Regions from separate parts of the Homo sapiens genome. Here region 1 is linked to region 2. The links are chromatin contacts, found by Hi-C or POLR2A ChIA-PET in ENCODE. All regions are on one chromosome and are shown on one strand. Each heading gives the region's core, a stretch centred on a gene start or an enhancer-like site at or near the end of the contact. The rest is flanking DNA. Distances are from core to core; before and after follow the strand shown.

Region 1 (4,397 bases), core at 419-2,918, 1.1 Mb after region 2:
AGACGAAGTGAAACATGTGCTTTCACCCTGTTGATCTGATGAAATATAGAGGTCTGTGTGGTTACTTCGTGCGTCACATTCATTTAAACTTTTTAAAGAGCAGCTGCGTAATACAAATTTTGTATACTCACTTAAAAAATAAAATTTACTAGAGTAGGCTCTTGTTTTTGGAGACTTATACATTCTGTTTGCTAAAGTAAACTAAGAAACTGAAAAAATATATTGGAGTTAGAAGCTCCAAAACTCTTCAAAGGGAAGAAAGCTTTTAAGAAAAAAATGAATGTGCTTTCAGTTATAAGGCAATTTTGAAGCATTACTTAGCTCTCTTTTGCAAAGATTTAAGGAAAAATCAACTGTTGTGGAACTAAGTAATAGGCTTGCCTTTATACAAAAATTATGTATAAAAAGAATAATTATTTTCCGAACTGTTTCTATGATTTGATACAAGCTTCCTTCAACAATTGCAAAATGTGACTGACAAATCCTTTTCTAAGAGAACAAGTTCATTATGCTCTCGTCACCTGTTACATTCATTCTCCCTTGCCCACATACACAGTTCCTAGCTGTTTATTAGTGCTGCAGGAAAGTGAAAATATTTTTTTTGAAAGAAAATGTCAAAGATTTTATTTGCATGAATCTTTTGAGCTTTAAAAAATTGTGGTCTTATCATAATTGCCCAAAGTGTTTTGTTAATAAGGTCTTTTGTTATTATCTTAATATGAATAGTCAGGAAAGGACATATAAATCATTTTGGATTTTCTTTCACTATATCTCAAGTAAAGTTAAGGTGTGGCTGAGGGTTTTTAAAAGGCCAAGAGATTAGACCTTTGAAAGTTTATCCTTTTTGTATAAAGATGTTTTAAAAAATGTTTACCACTTACCTATTCCCTCCAAATGAATGTAAAGACCAAAAATTAAAGGGAACTTTATTATTTTACTTGGTTATAAAGTCTAACCACAAGGCAGGAAGTTACTAGGCTTTGGAGAGACGCTACAAAAGAATGAGCTTCCCTCTAATGAAAGTACATAAATCGTGAAAAACTAAAGACCTACTTCTTAGTTCTCCTAACATTTAATCTTAAACTAGTAACGCCTGTCTTTTCTTTGTATATTTACTTATTGATTTGCTGCTGAGACAGAGGCATCTTTTAAAAACTGAAGTCAACCACATAATTTTAATACCATGATTTTAAGAAGGTGTATATTTTCTTATGTAAAGCTAGTCTTCCATAGATGTTTAGATTACGTATTTGATTACTAGGAAACAGTGGCTATATGGTCACAGATTAATATATGCTGATCTCTCTTATCTATATATAAAACATATATTCACATACAAACATAAACACATATCTTGTGCTTAGGCCTCTAACATCTTAAGGCAATGTCTTTTCCTCCTAGTTATGCACTTAGTTTTGAAGACATGTGTAGATGAAATAAAACGAAAGAGTCTTCTGACAAGTGTTCTGAATAAAACAAGAAAAAAAAATGCTTCACCAATGGTGTGAAGCGTAACACCAAGCGCTTGTTACAGAATATATCACTAGTGGGTTTGTTGCTTTTCTTATGTATTTATTACCATATTGATGATTACTTCTCCTTTGCCTATAGACCAGGTTGGTGGTGTGTGTGTGTGTGTGTGTGTGTGTGTGTGTGCACTTATGAGCTCACATAGGGATGAGAGAGTAGCCTGGACATGTGCCAGGGTTATGACACTCTTTGATTTACTTCTTCAGTTCTCTTGGTCACTAAATTTCAGGCTCTTCTGTACCCTTGTAGCAGTTGACAGCTGATACAGTGAAATCGTGCCTTCTCTTTAAGAGTACATATTATATCAGCTGCATTCTTTCAAATGGATTGAACAATTTATGTTAAAGATGATTTATTCCATCAAAATATAGAAAATAATCTATAGGACTAGATCCTATCATCCCAGACAAATTATGGGTCCTTAAAGACTTTCCTAGAGAGTAGCAGTATAGTTTTATTCTTCTTCTTACTGGGTAGAGAGCATAGAGTTTGTTCATCTTTCTAGACACTTTGATCTTCCTGAAATTATTTCCACAATTTTGATCCCACAAAGCACAAATATTGCTTTTTTTTTTTTTTTTTTTTTTTTTGACAGAGTCTTGCTCTGTTGCCAAGGCTGGAGTGCAGTGGCGGGATCTCGGCTCACTGCAACCTCCCCCTCCCGGGTTCAAATGATTCTTCTGCTTCAGCCTCCTAAGTAGCTGGGACTGCAGGCACCCACCACCATGCCCGGCTAATTTTTTTTTATTATTATTTTTAGTAGAGACGGGGTTTCACCATGTTAGCCAGGATGGTCTTGATCTCATGACCTTGTGATCCGCCTACCTTGGCCTCTCAAAGTGCTGGGATTACAGGCATGAGCCACAGTGCCTGGCACTGCTTCTTTTAACATTAGCTCTAATCTCTTTTTCTGGAACTCCATAATAGATATATGTTAAAGTTTCATAATATACATATTTCTTAAATTCTCTTTCACACTATTTTATATATCTATCTGTGCTGCACTTTTGGTGAATTACTGAGACATCTTCCCATTTACTAATTCTTTTTTTGACTATGTCCACTCCAGAATTTATTTTTTTGACAATGTTTTTCTTTTCTGGAAATTTTAATTGATTCTCATCGCCACTTCAAATGTTTTATTTCTACTTACTTTGTTACACATTGTATTGATGTTATTTCTTGTCTCTTCCAAAATCCTAGCATGCTTATTTTGAAGTTATTCTGAAACCGCTCTATTATTTTCATGTCTTCTGGAATAACTTCACTGAATGTTGTTTTTAAAATTTTGCTGGTGCCTTTTTATATCATTCTCTCATGGCTTAGAATTTTGGTTTTCAGGCTTAACTGGAATGAGAAGGATTTAAAAATTCTCTCTCTCTCTCTCATTGCTAGCCCTTCTGCACCATTCCTATTGTCTTAGTGTTGGCTCTGTACCCTCTCGTTTCCCAGTCTATAATCTCTGCTAATGGGGATATCAAAAACCTAGTCACTAAATCAAAGAGCAGTCTGTCCCAGGATGTGACTGTGAGATTATGGCTGCTTGCTTTGGCCTCCCCAAGAAAGCAGCTCTATGCAAGCCGTGGCTCCAGGAAAAGGGAGGTGTTAGTCAGTTGTTCGGCTTCCTCTTGTCTTACCTTCAGGTTTTAATCAGTAAGCTTGGCACTGATTATTACTCCCTGTGGGACACATGTGGCATCCAGTTACTTTGCAGATACAAGGATTGGCTTGCTTCTCATTCTAGACACCATCTGGTGCAGTGTACCTCACTTTGTGTTTATAGTTTATTTCTGGTATGTTTATCTTGTTTTTGACTATTACTTTTCTTTTATATCACCTCTTTTAAAACTTATCTATTATTGTTACATGTTGGAAGCAAAGGCACGGGGCTCAAACCATATTATTGCAATGCCATCTTGACAAGAGTTTTCAAAGCCGTGGGCTTTGGAATCAGAAAACTTGGTTTCAAATTCTGACTCACTTATGATCTATGTGTTACCATAAGCAAAGTCTTTAATCTATTATAAACCTCCTTTTCCCTTGCAAATATTGATAGTAATGCCTACTTCGTATGACTGTTGTAAGCATTGAATGTGAAAAGATGTGGAAAGTAGTTAGGCCTGTGCTTAAACATTCTGTGCGTGCAAATTCTGGAGGTGGAGAAAAAGCAATTAAAACCAAAACAAAACTAGATGTTACTGATTATGTAATTAACAAATGGTAATTGGAGTATCAAATAGACTTGCTTCTTGTATTCTGAGTGAAAGTAACACTATCATTTTTGATATCTAAAGCACATTTCTAAAGATGACTGCTGACTGCATGAGTTTCCACAGGTGGATCAAAGCTCTGTTACACTATCCACCTACACCATTCACCTAATTCAGAGAATCTTAATAAAATGAAAAGCATTCTTCAGAATGACCCTTTAGGTATGGTTCTCTAAATCCATGTCACTTAAGACAGATGGAAAAGAAGAGAGAAGTGGCATGAGAACATGCTTGTGGCTTGATGAATAGTAATATATATACCACCCAGGTTGGGTTTCTGTAATAGTGAAAATGGGGAGGAGGGTGGTGATCTTTTGTAAGTGTTTCAGACAGTCTTGTTTTGTTGCTTTGTAGCTACTTTGTAATATTGTCTCTTTTAAAAACATATATTTTGATGACCTAGCATTCAAATTTATAGCATCAGCAAAGGGTCGGTTTAGTTGAGTGGGAAATGAAATTCTGAAAACAAAAAGTTTTAAAAATAAGAAAGATGGGGATGAAGATAAAGAAGCAGTAGTAGCAACTTGGAATTTGTCTTAGAATTTGAAAATAGAAACAGGTTTCTAAGAATCAGTCTTAGTCCATTTTCTGTTGCTA
Region 2 (4,220 bases), core at 1,531-4,030:
GCTTTACCACATATAAACTACCAGCAAAACAGATTATCACTTTAATTCACATTGATTTTACTCTTCATATCTCTGAATCACAACTCTGTCATGGGCTGCGTTCTCTCTTAACTTCTGAATTTCCAGAATTTCTGTAGTTGTAATGCTCTCCTGTATTTTTGCTTTTGTTTCATCTGGACTTCAAAAAGTTCTAATGGCATCTGATTGGGAAGATTTCTTGAATCTCTGATAACAACGCAGAAGTCTTTAAGCAATCAGAACTGCCTTGGCGCACAAACTGAAAACTCCGTTTTAAAATCTTCTGAATTAACATCTTTTGGAGAATAGCCCACTCAACTTGATATGTCATAATTTTCAATTCTAAAGGTGGCACGGATAATTTAAAGTGGCACTTGCTATTTATTACTTAAATAATTGTTCTCTTGGACGGGCTTTTGAAAGCTAGTACTTCTTAATCATTTTCGACTATATCAGAACTGTAACAGACATGTCAATTTAAGCAAACTTCATGAGCAATAAACTAACAAACAGACTCTAGGTGGTGGTATAGGTTATTTTTTATCATGATGTTTTGCACTTATAACTGCAAGAGTCAGAAAAGCCTTTAGTCTCTTCACACACTTCTTTAGTGCAAAGTTAACAATATTTTAGGGTGTTAAAATTAGCAAAATCCAAGTTCTGCAGAGTTTAGAAATGCATGTAAAAGAGGCATTAAACCTGGTTTTCAACTAACTTCCCACAGGCATTAAACCTGGTTTTTCAACTAACTCATTTGAATAAAATCAACAACGAACAGTCCTTTTTTTTTTCTGTTATGTTCTGATGTATATTTTACTCACACTCCTAGGGCACTTTTAAAGGTAAGTTTGGAAAGAGGTCTTTCTCCACCAGAGTATGAAACAGACTAGAACAACCAATCCTACAACCTGCAGGGCAGTAGCCGCTCCACTAATTGATTCTCCTTCTTTGTCTCTAGGAACTATGCCCAGGCAGAAAAAAAGTTACTGTAGGTGATGAAGCCAGTGCTCCCTGAACCAAATAAACCCTATCGACGTTACCGAACTGCCGGGCAAAACCAGAGCAACTCACTTACTTGGAAGGTGAAAAACACTTCAACATACTCCAGGCGGCAACCGACACTTAGGGGCCAGGCAGATGAAACACCATTTGTTTAAAAAGTCTATTATTTCACTGTCTCTTCAACAAAGGTGGAAAACTGATGATTAAACACTGAATAATGCCACCCACTTACTAAACCTATGATTCACTAATAAGCAGGTTCAATGCAATTCATAACTTTAAAGAATGAATTACCGAAGCCCCTTGCTTCACAAATTCCCCCAAGAAACAGAAAGAGCATTCATCACATATAACCCGACAACCATTTTTACTATGGACACCTACAGATGGCTTCTCTTCCTCTAAGGACACAATTTCCTTCACAATCCCACATGTAATCATTTACAATACCAGAAACAAACTCCAACTCAGTTCCACCAACTGGGTTTTTAAAAATCCTTGTGCCTAAGAACGTCTTTTTTCCCCAAAGTAAAATGTGCCATTAAAAAATATTTTTAAAACGCAAAAGTGCTTATCATTCCGTACTTCTTTTACTACCTTCAGCAGCCAATTATTGACGTGATAAAAGGTAGAAACTCCTGGAATGCTTCAGAGATCAACATGTGTCACAGACTCCCAGCCTGTCCGCCTCTAAGACACAGTTGGTTCCTTTGTTCCTTCTGACTGAACACCAACTCCTGATCAAAATTGGGAAACTACTTTGGAAGGGATGGGAGGGTCTGCAGAATACATCCACGGAAACCTTCATAAAACAATATTCAATCGTAATAAGGTGGACACAGAAGAAGGGAGAAAAGGCAGCCTCCCGGACTTCCACCGGGCTCACCCTAAATGGGGGCCGGCCCCTGGCTCCTGGTAAAATGATGGCTGAGGCCTCGGGTCCGTGAGCCTCGCCATCGGGAGGGGACCGCGAGTGCGGGCAGAGCGGCCCGGGGTCGGGTGGGGGCCGGGCGAGCTGTCCCTTTTCCTATTCACTTTCCCAGCCGGGTATCCAGCGAGCAAGGAGCAGGGAGGCACCCAGGCGAAAGGCGCCGCCCAGGATCCGGCTGGACAGCAGGACGGAGAGCGGCGAGGCGAGCGGTGCCCGGGGTTCGGGACCGAGAGGGCAAGCGAGCGGGGGCAACCCCGACCCGGCCCCCCGAGTCCGGCCCCGCTCAGGGGCCACGCGACGGCCGCCCCCTTGCCCAGAACTGGCACGGACGGGCGGGCCGACCCGGGGCCACTCCACAACTTGCCGGCCCGCCGCCCCGGCCCCCCGCGAGAACCCGGAGACTCGAACCAGGCAGCAGAGGCAGGATTTCCCCGGAAACGCGCCCTCCCCGCCGCCCCGACGCCCCCGCGGCCCTGCCAGCCAAGCGAGAGCCGACGCGGGCCGCGCTCCCGGGCCGTTTCCGGCGGCGCCGGCGGCCGCTACTCCTGGCGCCCTGGCCGCGGCCGTCACTCACCCCAGGCCGCCGCGGCTCCCAGCCTCCGGCTCCGTCAGGCTCGGTCCGCGAAGGCGCCTGCCGCCCCGTCCTGGCCCGGCGCCCCGGCGAGCTCTTCCCTCCGACCAGCGGCGCTCACGGCGCAGCGGCGGACGCGAGGCCACGGGCGGACGGGCGCGCGCGGGTGGCGGGCGGGCGTGGGGCCGGGTCGTCCCTGCGCCTCGCCGCCGCCTCCTCCGCCGCCGCCTCCCGAGTTCGGGGCTCTGCTGCAATGTCTGCGAGGCTGACTTTGAGCGCCTCGCTCACCGCCCGCCCGCAGCCGCGCTCCTCCCTCCGCCGCCGAGTCCGCCGCGGCCCAGTCCCTCCCCTCGCCGCCCCACGCCATTCAGCTCTTCAGCCAAGTTTCTTAACCCTTTTCTCCCCCTCCCTCCCATTGTCACCCGGTCAGGAGGAAGCCGCGCGGATCCGGGCGGCTCACAGGAGCTGCGGAACCCCCTCTGTTTCGTGGATTTCCTTCTCGCCTGCTCTCCGGGTGTCCCAGACGGGGCTGCAAGACCCGGAGGCAGCGAGAGGACCGCGTCCCCGAGAGAGGGGCTGCACGGCGCGCCCGGGCCGTCCCCCGGGCTCCCAGCTCTGTCCAGCCGCCCGCGACCGCTGCAGGCGCCTGGACAGCTCCTCCTGGGGACCGGGGAAAGCGCTCTTGGGACCCAGGCCGAATGCTCCCGTTTGGGCACAGCCTGGGGGCCGGGGCGCCCCAGACGCTCCAGGGTCCCCGCCTGCCTTAAGCGTCTACCTCCTCCCCTTCACCCCACAACACGCGCTCTCTGGGCCCCCTTTCACCCACCCACCCCCAATTTCTATCTCCTTGTAATCTGTGTGTCCTGCTTTAATGTTGGGGGGCACGGGCGCGAACTCTGGGTCACTTTGACCCCACGCCCAGCACGTAGTAGGCGCCCAGCACTCGTGTGGAGCGACTCTGGGAGGAAAACTAGGAAGGAGACCTGAGGAGCGCCCCGCTCAGCTCCCTGGACAGACGTAGGACCCAGGAGCAGGGTTAATCCTCGGCTGCTTTGTCACTGCGAAGTCTCCAGCGGAGTCTGTCAGCCAATCTGCATCATCCCCGGGAAGGATCTGACCCAACAAGACAAGGGAAAAGGAGCAGGGCTGCTACTTCTTCAGCAGCTCTCCTCGGTTCGGTCTCCGAATAAGAAATAACAATTACATCACGAGGCCGGGGCGGCAGCGCGGTGGAGCCTCTCGGTTTCCTGCAGCCTAATCTCACTGAACCCGCCTCTAAATTGGGGGGGCCACAGATTGGTGAAACGAGAAAGTGGAAGGAGGAGAGAGTCATACGAAACCATAATTTCCCCTTATCCTTGTATTTGCTGTTTGAAAAATCGTATCCTCAACGCTCCCCAGACATCTCACTAGAACTATTAACACCCCCTCAACACCTCCCCAGATGTCAGGTTTCTTTTTGACTTGAGCATCTAGCATTTAGTAATTCGCCATGAAAAAAATTACCAGGGGAAGCGAGTGTTGTTGCTGAAATTGTTTTTGCTTGACACAAAAAAGCTAAAGTACAGCTTAGTCTCACCCGAAATTCTGAAACGGCATGCCCGTGTTAAAACACTTATTACATAAGACAAATGAGCCGATGAGGCACTCCATTCTTATATGTAGGTTTTCATATCCTGAAGAATTTGATAGCATTTG

The links. A loop is a pair of places that touch in the nucleus more often than their neighbours do. ChIA-PET counts read pairs that join two places held with the same protein, here RNA polymerase II (POLR2A). Pooled maps may share reads with other maps.
Region 1: a map with no recorded cell type shows a loop between it and region 2 (6-fold over the local background). The contact joins the enhancer-like site here to the promoter of NRIP1 in region 2. A Hi-C loop is called at or near these places in 1 of 37 single-sample maps with no recorded cell type and 2 of 50 pooled maps. POLR2A ChIA-PET finds 5 or more read pairs at or near these places in 1 of 52 experiments (activated CD4-positive, alpha-beta T cell).

Annotation. Positions count from the first base shown.
Region 1 is chr21:16,195,688-16,200,084 of GRCh38, forward strand. The region is part of intron 3 of MIR99AHG (mir-99a-let-7c cluster host gene); the gene reads left to right. Among named protein-coding and RNA genes, the nearest start is that of SNORD74B, 87 kb to the right of the region's middle. Within about 2 kb of position 1,669, at least 8 of the 41 ENCODE cell types and tissues checked have a DNase peak (open chromatin) inside an H3K27ac peak, as active enhancers do.
Region 2 is chr21:15,062,220-15,066,439 of GRCh38, forward strand. It overlaps NRIP1 (nuclear receptor interacting protein 1), which reads right to left and starts at 2,781. Exons shown (of 4, transcript NM_003489.4): 1 at 2,526-2,781. RefSeq lists enhancers at 1,133-1,182, 3,633-3,682 and silencers at 2,013-2,872, 3,123-3,302.